2 separate regions of the Homo sapiens genome follow, and region 1 is linked to region 2. Evidence: read pairs that join two places in POLR2A ChIA-PET (ENCODE). Cell type or tissue: MCF 10A. All regions are shown on one strand. Each heading gives the region's core, and the rest is flanking DNA. Links, peaks and the distances in the headings are about the cores only.

The links. ChIA-PET counts read pairs that join two places held together with the same protein. Peaks named below come from ENCODE experiments on the same cell type or tissue, not always from the same donor. Only the 100,000 strongest peaks of a DNase experiment are listed, where the experiment ranks them.
Region 1: POLR2A ChIA-PET joins it to region 2 with 5 read pairs; 14 of 35 experiments call an interaction of 5 or more read pairs at or near these places.

The regions. Positions count from the first base shown.
Region 1 is chrX:119,704,381-119,709,759 of GRCh38, forward strand. No RefSeq gene overlaps it. Among named protein-coding and RNA genes, the nearest start is that of SEPTIN6, 14 kb to the left of the region's middle. In MCF 10A, for the core only: no CTCF peak of the experiment used is centred there; no DNase peak of the experiment used is centred there.
Region 2 is chrX:119,563,009-119,568,387 of GRCh38, forward strand. It overlaps STEEP1 (STING1 ER exit protein 1), which reads right to left and starts at 2,401. Exons shown (of 7, transcript NM_022101.4): 1 at 2,224-2,401. The coding sequence starts at 2,347. In MCF 10A, for the core only: no CTCF peak of the experiment used is centred there; a DNase peak (open chromatin) is centred at 2,443.

The DNA of each region.
Region 1 (5,379 bases), core at 199-5,198, 140 kb after region 2:
CTTCATGGAGCTTACAGTCTAATAGGGAAGACAGATAGCAAACAATATCACACACATTAATGAAAAAATAAAACTGCAATAAGAGCACCTAGGAGATACTCATGGTGCCCTGAGAGCCTATAATGGTGGTGGGGTGGGATGGGGACAGATTTGACTTAGTCTAGCAGTCTAGTATGTCCATCTATGAGGCTTCATGGAGGAAGTGACGTTTGAATTCAGATCAGAAGATTAAATGGGTGTGAGCAAGGTAAAGGGAGGATGGGAGTAGGAAGAGCATTCCAAGCAAAGGAAAGAGCATGTATGAAAACTCTATGCAAGAAACAGAGGGTGGGAGTGGTGACACACACCTGTAATCCTAGCACTTTGGGAGGCCAAGGCAGGAGGATTGCTTGGGGCCAGGAGTTTGAGACCAGCCTGAGCAACATAGTGAGACCTCATCTCTAAAAAAAAAAAAAAAAAAAAAGGTTAAAAAATTAGCCAGGCATAGTAGCACATACCTGTAGTCCCAGCTACTTGGGAGGCTGAAGTGGAAGGATTGCTTGAGTCTGGAGGTGGAGGCTGCAGTGAGCTGTGATTGCACCATTGCACTCTGGCCTGGGCGACAGAGCGAAACCCTATCTCAAAAAAAAAAAAAAAGAAAGAAAGAGAGAAAGAAACAAAAAGAAAAGAAAGCTGATGTGGCTGAAGTGCACAGGGACCAGAGCAGGATGAAATGAGACTGAAGAGGTGAGCATAGAGCAAGATCACACAGGCCCCTAGACCAACATTAAGGGGGATATTTTTATCCAACAATATAAAAAGCAAACAGGAAGCAACAGGAAGCCACTGAGAGTCTTAAGACAGGAGAGTGACATAATCAGATCCATGTTCTGAAAAGTTCCCTTGTCTTCAGTGTGGACAGTGTATTGAAAGGCAAAAAGAGTGGAGGCAGGAAGGTCAGTTAGGAGGCTATTGCAGTGGTCCAGCTGAGAGATCATGCGGGCTTGTACTAGGGTGTTGGAAGTGGAAATGGAGAAAAGAAAACTTCTTTGGGAGATATTTAGGAGGGAAAGACAACCCAGACTTGGTGATGGGAGGTGGAGGATGAGGAAGACAGAGATGCCAAGGACAACTTTGAGGTTTCTGGCTTATGTGGTGGTACATTTTGTTGAGATGGGGAGCACTGGAGAACCTCTGATTTGGGGAGGAAGGAGAAAGTCTTTGGCACCAGTTTGGGACATGTTGAGTTTGAGAAGCTTTTGAGGCATTGAAGGGGAAGATGTCGAGTACGCAATTACAGCTCAGAGGAGAGATAAAAGTATAGGAGTCATTGGTTTGCAGGTGGTATTTAAACCCATGGGAATAGATGAAATGACCTAGAGGACTCAAGACTAATCCCTGGAAAACCTCAACATTAAGAGATGGAAAATAGGAGGAAGAACCTGAAAAGGAGAAGCCAGAGAGGATGGAGGAAAATGCAGACCACCACATGCCACTGAAACCCAAGGACAAGAGGATTTCAAGAAGGTAATGGTCAACAAAACTGAATCCTGGCTGGGCGCATTGGCTCATGCCTGTGATCCCAGCACTTTGGGAGGCCAAGGCAGGAGGATCACTTGAGCCCAGGAGTTTGAAACCGGCCTGGGCAACATAGAAAGACCCCATCTCTTTAAAAAAAAAAAAAAAGAGCTGAATATTGCCAACTGCCAAAAGGTCAAGGGAGATAAGGGAAAACTGTCCATAGAATTTAGGGTTCATGGAGCTCATTGAGCTAATCAAGAGCTGTTTTGGGAGTGTGATGGTGGCAAAAAAAAAAGGCTCAAGTATGCTGAAGAATGATTGGGAAATGAGCAAATGGATTCAGCAAGTACTATATAGCCAATTTGAAAAAACAACATGGCTGTAAAGGAAAACAGAGATGGTATGGTAGCTGGAGAAGGATGTAGAGGTCAGAGTTTCTTTAAAGATGGCAGGCTGGGCGTGGTGGCTTACGCCTGTAATCCCAGCACATTGAGAGGCCAAGGCAGGCAGATCACTTGAGGTCAGAAGTTCGAGACCAGCCTAGCCAACCTGGTGAAACCCCATCTCTACTAAAACCACAAAAAGTAGCCAGGCATGGTTGTGGGCACCTGTAATTCCAGCTACTTGGGAGGCTGAGGCAGGAGAATTGCTTGAAACCAGGAGGCAGAGGTTGCAGTGATCCAAGATCACGCCATAGCACTCCAGCCTGAGTGACAGAGTGAGACTCTGTTTCAAAAAATAGACAATAATAATAATAAAAGAAAGATGGCAGAAAAGACATGAGAATGTTAAATGTTGTTGGAAAGGATTCCGGTGAAAGGTAGTGATTGAATACACAGAGTACTGGGCTGGTAAATGTTTAGTAATTGGCTTTCCAAGAAAAAAACAAACAACAACCCTGCTGTGCATCATTTGCCGATTTCCATGGTGTAAAATACTCTCACTATGACTGATTTCAGGCTATCTATGTGACGTTTCAAGCCCCGCAAGCAGGCTGTAGCACACTGCTGACAGGAGAAAGAAGAATTGAAATTCGTAGTTATCAGCCAATTGTATCTTCTCTTTTATAAATTTCCTGTACATGTCCTTAGCTCACTTTTATATTGAAACACTTATCTTTCTCTTGGGAATTCACAGAGGTCTTTGTGTACATATGAATATTAATCCTTTCTCATTTACTTATGGTGGATTTTTGTATAAGAGTTTTAAAATATTTATGCAGTCAAATCTATCAATACTTCCCTTTATGATATTTGCCCTTAGTGTTCTTCATTTTATTGTAAATTACTAAATTGTCACTCTGCTTTGATGAATGTGAATTTGGCTAGCATGAATTATCTTTCGGAAGCTGAGGTGTTTTAAATTGCAAAGACGAGGAACAAACTGTAGATCTTAGTATATTCACCAAGGTATTAGCATCCTGTGTGGTCTTTCGGTGGCCAGGTAACACTCCTAATTTCATCTTTTTTTTGGGATGGAATCTCTCTCTGTCTCCCAGGCTGGAGTGCAGTAGCACGATCTCGGCTCAGTGCAACCTCTGCCTCCCAGGTTCAAGTGATTCTCCTGCCTCAGCCTCCTGATCAGCTGGAATTACAGGCGAGTGCCACCATGCCCGGCTAATTTTTGTATTTTTAGTAGAGACAGGGTTTCATCATGTTGGCCAGGCTGGTCTCGAACTCCTGACCTCGTGATCTGACTGCCTCGGCCTCCCAAAGTGCTGGGATTGCAGGCTTGAGCCACCGCGCCCAGCCAATTTCATCTTTACAACTAAGTATTTAAAATATCATAATAGGACAGAAAACACTTGCAAAGGGCCTGCTCCCTTCTTTTTACATTTCTTTTCTTTTCTTTTGGAGACGGGCTGGAGTGCAGTGGCTCAATCATGGCTGACTGCAGCCTCAACCTCCTGGGCTCAGCTGGTCCTCCCACCTCAGCCTCCCAAGTAGCGGGGACCACAGGCATACGCCACCATGCCTGGCTACGTTTTTTTGTTTATTTTTTGTAAAGACAGTATCTCTATGTTGCCCAGGCTGGTCTCGAACTCCTGGCCTCAAGTGATCCACCCACCTCCACCTCCCAAAGTGCTGGGATTACAGGTGTGAGACACTGCACCCAGCACCTCCCTTTTTTTTTTTTTTTTTTTTTTTTTGAGACAGGGTCTCGCTCTGTCTCCCAGGCTGTAGTGCAGTGGAGCAATGATCACAGCTCACTGTAGCCTTGACCTCCTGGGTTCAAATGATCCTCCCACTTCAGCCTCTCCAGTATCTGAGACTACAGGCTCACGCCACTATGCCCAGCTAGTTTTTTGTGTAGACAGGGGTCTCCCTATGTTGCCCAGGCTGGTGTCTAACTCCTGGCCTCAAGCAATCCTCTCACCTTGGCCTCCCAAAGTGCTGGGATTTCAGGTATGAGCCACCACTCCCCGCCCTTCTTTTTAAATTTCTACTCCAGTGATTTGAATGTGTGTTTCAATCACCTGGACAGATATTTTCCCTGCCATGGCAAATACACATTCAGGGACCTTTAGGAAGCTGGTGACAAGGTTTTATCATTACCTGCCAAGAGAGACCTCAAAAGATAATCAGTCATGGTATTTTACTCCTGTTAGAAATAATCAAGATAAAATTGTAACCCCTGACTTTGGCACATATTTTCTGTAACTCAATTGGTCAATATTAAATAACTTTATAAAATAGATTCAGTCACCTGAGGGCATATTGACTTGCAGCTAATTCAACGAAGCAGACTCATGGAGAAGTCATGTTACTTAAAATCAGACATTCCACAGTGTCAGCCTTCAGCTGAGAGACCAAGTCAAGGATACAGTCAGGGTTTAAAGGGGTGAATAAACTGGTGGAATACATTCATTCATTCATTTATTCAATAGAGATTTATAGAACATTTTGTGTGTGCTGAGACCTGTACATGACATTGGGAAACAGTGGTGAACAAGTGCATTATGGAATGTACAGTCTGGGTGGGAGTTGGGGGATGAAAAGTCACATAGGTTATTATAATACAGAGTGGTGAAGAAAAGAATGGGGTCCTCAGGATGGGTACCCAATTGAGACTCAGGTAATTAAGGAAGGCTTTACAGATGCGTTGATACCTAAGTTGATGCCTGAATGGCAGTAGGAAGTGGCTGGGTAAAATAGGCAAAGGAAATTATCAAATTATCAGAATGAGGTCTAAGAACAAAACACTGGTAACCAGAAATGGGTTGGGAAATGCCAGATGTCAACAAAAGCACAGGGGTGGATTCCAATAGTGTGAATCTATTATCTTGAACTGGAGTCAAAACTGAGGGTGAGTAGGGATGTGTATGTGGGGGAGGAAGGGGTAGTTCTTTCTGCGGAGACATGGGGCATGGGGGTTTTGAAGACATCTCTAAAGCAAGGCAGAAATTTCTTGGCTTAAGTGTGGATAAGATCTTGTCAGAAAGGATAAAACACCCCTCATCTAAGCTCGCTTTTTTTTTTTTTTTTTTTTTTGAAACAAAATCTTGCTTTGTCGCCCAGGCTGGAGTGCAATGGTGTGAACTCAGCTCACTGCAACCTCTGTCTCCCGCGTTCAAGTGATTCTCCTGTCTCAGCCTCCTGAGTAGCTGGGATTACAGGTGCACACCACCATGCCTGGCTAACTTTTCTATTTTTAGTAGAGACGGGGTTTCACCATGTTGGTCAGGCTGGTTTTGAACTCCTGACCTCGTGATCCGCCAGCCTCAGTCTCCCAAAGTGCTGGGATTACAGGCGTGAGCCACCATGCCTGGCCTAAGCTTGCTTTTGAATGATAAGCACCACCCCAACTTCTCAAAGGGGTCCTTCATGTGGCCTTTGCAGTGCTGCAATAGTATTGAGGTTTTTCTATGACCATGGAAAG
Region 2 (5,379 bases), core at 223-5,222:
CACTGTGGCTGAAGTGCGATGAGCAAGAGGAAGACTGTTAGGGAATGAAGCCTGAGAGGTAGCCACAGGCCTGATCAAGGGTCTTGGTATGGATGGACTTTGGTTTTATTCTCAGTGTTATATGAAACCATTGGTTTTGAACAGGACTCTGGCTACTATGTGGAAAAGAGTGGAAGCAACGAGAGCAAGAGACTATTGTGCCAATCCAGGTGAAAGATGGTAGTAGCTTGGACTACAGTGTTAGAAGTGGAGGTGGTAGGCCGGCCGTGGTGGCTCATGCCTGTAATCCCAGCACTTTGGGAGGCCTAGGTGGGTGGATCACTTGAGGTCAGGAGTTCAAGACCAGTCTGGCCAACATGGTGAAACCCCATCTCTACTAAAAATACAAAATTAGCCGGGCGTGGTGGCACATGCCTGTAATCCCAGCTACTAGGGAGGTTGAGGCAGGAGAATCGCTTGAACCTGGGAGGTGGAAGTTGCAGTGAGCCGAGATCGCACCACTGCACTCCAGCCTGGGCAAGAAGAGCGAAACTCCATCTCAAAAAAAAAAAGAAAAAAAAAAAAACTAGCCGGGCCTGGTGGCGCACACTACTTGGGAGGCTGAGGCAGGAGAATCGCTTGAACCTGGGAGGCGGAAGTTGCAGTGAGCTGAGACCGCGCCACAGCACTCCAGCCTGGGTGACAGAGTGAGACTCCCTCTGTCTCAAAAAGAAAAAGGAATGGAGGTGGTAAGAAGCAGTCAGATCCTGCATACATTTTCACGAAAGCACCTGCAGGATTTCCTGATGGACTGGACAGATGTAAGGTACGTGACAGACAGAAGTCAAGACTGATTCCAGGTTTTGGTCTGAGATACTGGATGAATAGTTGTACTACTGACTGCAATAGGGATGACTATAAGAGGAGCAATTGGAGAGGGGGTGTAGAGGGTCATGAACTCAATTTTCAGCACGATATATTTGAGAGGCCCATTAGACATTCAAGTGGAGATGTTGAATAGGCAATTGGAGTCTCAGGAGAGGTGCAGGTTAAAGATGAACATCTGGGAGTTACCAGCATGTCAGTTGTATTTAAAGCTTGGGAATGAATGAGATCACCTAGGGGGTGGGTACAGAGTGAGAACAGGTGAGAGTACTGAGCTATAGGGCCTTGGAATGCCTAAAAGTCTGAGAGAGAAAAGGGAGCCAGACAAGGGGAAAAATCTAAGGCTGGGCGCGGTGGCTCACGCCTGTAATCCCAGCACCTTGGGAGGCCGAGGCGGGTGGATCACGAGGTCAGGAGTTCGAGACCAGCCTGGCCAACGTAGTGAAACCCCCGTCTCTACTAAAAACACAAAAATTAGCCGGGCATGGTGGCGGGCGCCTGTAATCCCAGCTACTCGGGAGGCTGAGGCAGGAGAATCACTTGAATCCGGGAGGCAGAGCTTGCAGTGAGCCGAGATTGCACCACTGCACTCCAGCCTGGGCAGCAGAGTGAGACTCCATCTGAAAAAAAAGGGGGGGGGGAAATACGAGGTAGGAGGAAAATCAAGTGAGTATGGAGTCTTGGAAGCAAATAAAAAACATGTTGCAAAAGGAATGAAATGATTACCTCTGTCAAATGCCACTGACAGAATTAAAATGAACATTGATAACTGACCACTAGAACTGTTAACATGGAGCCAAATACGGTTAAGATGATGAGGTGGGAAGGAAAGCCTACCTGAAGTGAGGTCAGGAGAGAATTAGAAGTCAGGATGCAGAGACAGCCAATATAGGCAACTCTTTTGAGAAGCTTTGCTATAAAAGAAGCAACGAAATGGGGTTATAGCTGGAGGGGAATACAGGATCGAGGGAGGGTTTTATTTTCGTTTGCTGTGAGGTAAGAGCAACTGCAGCATCTTGGTATCCAGCAGAAAAGTTATAAAGCTTCTAGAGGCAGTAGTTTTTGAAGACAGTGGATTAAGAGGGAAATACAATATGTTTGTGTTTCTATTTTTGTTCTCCTGAAGGAGTTTAGTTTTGAGGAAGGTCTGGATACAGAGTCACAAGGCTAAACAAAAAGCAGGAAAAAAAAAAATGCCCTGGAGTGGGGCGGGGATGCGTAGGGAGGATTTAGTCGGAGAGAGAAAACCCACCAATCTTCGTTGAGAAGTGGCTCCCAGATCACAGCCAGAGGAAATTCGCCTTCAAGAACCCGAAGTCTGGCTCCTTGCAGACGCCCCCGCAGTTCCCGGCTACTCACCCAGCACTAGGACCATCTGGCCGCACAAACAGTAGTAAACATGGAGGGGCTTCTCGCCGTCGTCATATTCCTCCCGGTCCCGAGTGTCAGAGCAGACTACTGACCGAGACACTACTTTCGGCATGATTCCCAAGAGCAATCTGAAAACTCTACGCCAAGAAGAGGGTCGCCCCGAAATGACGTCACGAGTGCGCCTTGCACCTTTTCCTTGTGGCTACGCTGGTCACGTGTTAGCAGAAGTCTTATAAACTTCCGGGCTGTCCTATCAGGCTAAGATATACGGGGGTGCGCCTGGAGCCTCCCAGAACCTACTTTGTCTTGGCCAAGTTAGCTGGGACTCCTGTGATCTGGGAGTCACTTCTCAATGAAGATTGGTGGGCTTTCTCACAACACCCTTAATATTATATAAATTCTTTACATTTCTATAACGCATGCATTTATATGTATATATACACATATGTATATATAAGACCAGCTAAATAAAGGACTATGCATTATATAGTTTATATTATATATATATATATATATATATGATACTGATTTGGGTGTGTTTCTAAATATGATTGTGATTTTAATGACTATTCCAGATGAGTACATAATTTTTTAGGTATCTTATTTTTTAGTTGATATAATTCACGTAACATAAAATTCACCCTTTTAAAATGTGTAATTGGGTGTTTTTTAGTGTATTCACAAAGTTGTGTAACCATCACCACTAATTCCAGAACATTTCCATCATCTCAAAAAGAAATCTTATACCCATTAGTAGTCACCACGACCCGCACATCCCCCACCTTCCCAGCCCACGGCAACCACTAATCTACTTTTTATCTCTATGGATTTGCCTATTCTGGACATTTCATATAAATGGAATCCTACAATATGTGGCCATTTGTCTGGCTTCTTTCATTTACCATAATGTTTTCAAGGTTCATCCATGTTACAGTACTTCTTTCCTTTTTATGGTTGAATAATATTTCATCATATGGATATATCACATTTTGTTCATTCATCAATTGGCAGACAACGGGGATGTTTTCACTTTTTGGTTATTATATAGATAATGCTGCTATGAACATTCATGTACAAGAATACTTCCACCGCAAATTTGTGTGGGAATATAAATCTGGATTTTTAACTTTTGACAGCACGAGAAGTGATTAAAGCACCTTGACACTGTTTGTGATTCAAACAATGTGGGATGTCATTGAATGACTTTACTGCAGTACAGGTTTCAGGTATAAACACTGTTTTGCCTTGTAATTTTAGGTTAAATTCATTAAGGAACATTACTAAGTCTATGGCAAAAGCCATTTTTTAAAACTATTCATGTTCAATAATAGTGGTCAAGGGTGGGGTTCTTCTCATTTAGAAAATTTTCTAAAATTTTGAATTCAAATTCAAATTCAAATTTTCTAAAATCTTGAACTCCTGACCTCGTGATCCACCCACCTTGGTCTCCCAAAGTGCTGGGATTACAGGTGTGAGCCACCGCGCCCAGCTGAACTTCACTGTTGACACTACTGTCAAGAATAACACAAGACAGATTCAAGTTTGTTTGTTTGTTTGTTGCAAAGTACCTGCTGTTTAATAATACAATTAATAACTACAGGATTTTAAACAACTTACATTTTGACAAGTATTGTACATTTGTCTAAACCTTTTCTGCTCCATACATATTTGTAATACATCTTAGCAAATTATGCTTTAGACTGAATTGAATTAGTGTTTTCCTGACTTCTTTGAAATACTCTCATCTGCAGTTGTTCCACACAAGACCATACACCCAGGCCAATTTTTTTTTTTTTTTTTTTTTTTGAGACAGAGTCTGGCTCTGTCACCCAGGCTGGCTGGAGTGCAGTGGCACAATCTTGGCTCACTGCAACCTCCACCGCCCAGGTTCAATCAACTCTCCTGCCTCAGCCTCCTGAGTAACTGGGATTACAGGCACATGCCACCATGCCTGGCTAATTTTTTTTTTTTTTTTTTTTTTTGTATTTTTAGTAGAGGCAGGGTTTCACCATGTTGGTCAGGCTGATCTCAAACTCCTCACCTCAAGTGATCTGCCCACATCGGCCTCCCAAAGTGCTGAGATTACAGGCGTGAGCCACCACGCCCGGTCCAATTCTTCAGTCACTTTAAAGTCAACATTGACTCCTTGAGTAAAAAACAACAACTGAGTAATATTGGTAAACATTCATCAGGAGCCAAGGAAAACCACTTGAAATCATTTGCTTTGTTTTTGTTTTTGTTTTTGAGACAGGGTCTTGCTCTGTCACCCAGGCTGGAGTGCAGTGGCATGATCACAGCTCACTGCAGCCTCAAACTCCTGGGCTCAAGTGATCCTCCCACCTTAGCCTCCCTAGTAGCTGGGACCACACATGCACACCACCACATCGGCTATTTTTTTTTTAATTTTTTTGTAGAGACAAGGTCTTGCTGTGTTGCCCAGGGTAGTCTTGAACTGTTGGGCTCAAGCAATCCTTCTGCTGCAGGCTTTCAAAGTGCTGAGATTACAGGTGTGAGCCACCGTGCCTTGCCCTTTTTTGTTTGTTTGTTTTTGTTTTGATGTTGATTTCAATGTCCTCAACTCTTAGAGCCACTGTTCTTGCTGAAAGGTGAATAGTCTTCACAAGTTTTATTTTTCTTGAGCCTATTTCTTTGACTTCTGCAGCCAAACACAATTTAGCTCAGTATCAGTAAATGACTTTCCTTGGTTGGCTAACAAAGGAGCCACTCAGAAACTTACTTTGACTATAGGCTTATTTTTATTTTTTCCTTTTTGGGGGGGGCGGGGGATGGAGTCTCGCTCTCTCGCCCAGGCTGGAGGGCGGTGGCGTGATCTCGGCTCACTGCAACCTCCACCTCCCAGGTTCAAGCAATTCTCCTGCCTCAGCCCCCTGAGTAGCTGGGATTACAGGCATGCGCCACCACACTCAGCTACTTTTTGTATTTTTGGTAGAGATGGGGTTTTCTTTTTTTTTTTTTCTTTTTTTTTTTTTTTGAGACGGAGTCTCGCTCTGTCGCCCAGGCTGGAGTGCAGTGGTGCGATCTCGGCTCACTGCAAGCTCCGCCTCCCGGGTTCGCGCCATTCTCCTGCCTCAGCCTCCCGAGTAGCTGGGACTACAGGCGCCCGCCACCACGCCCGGCAAATTT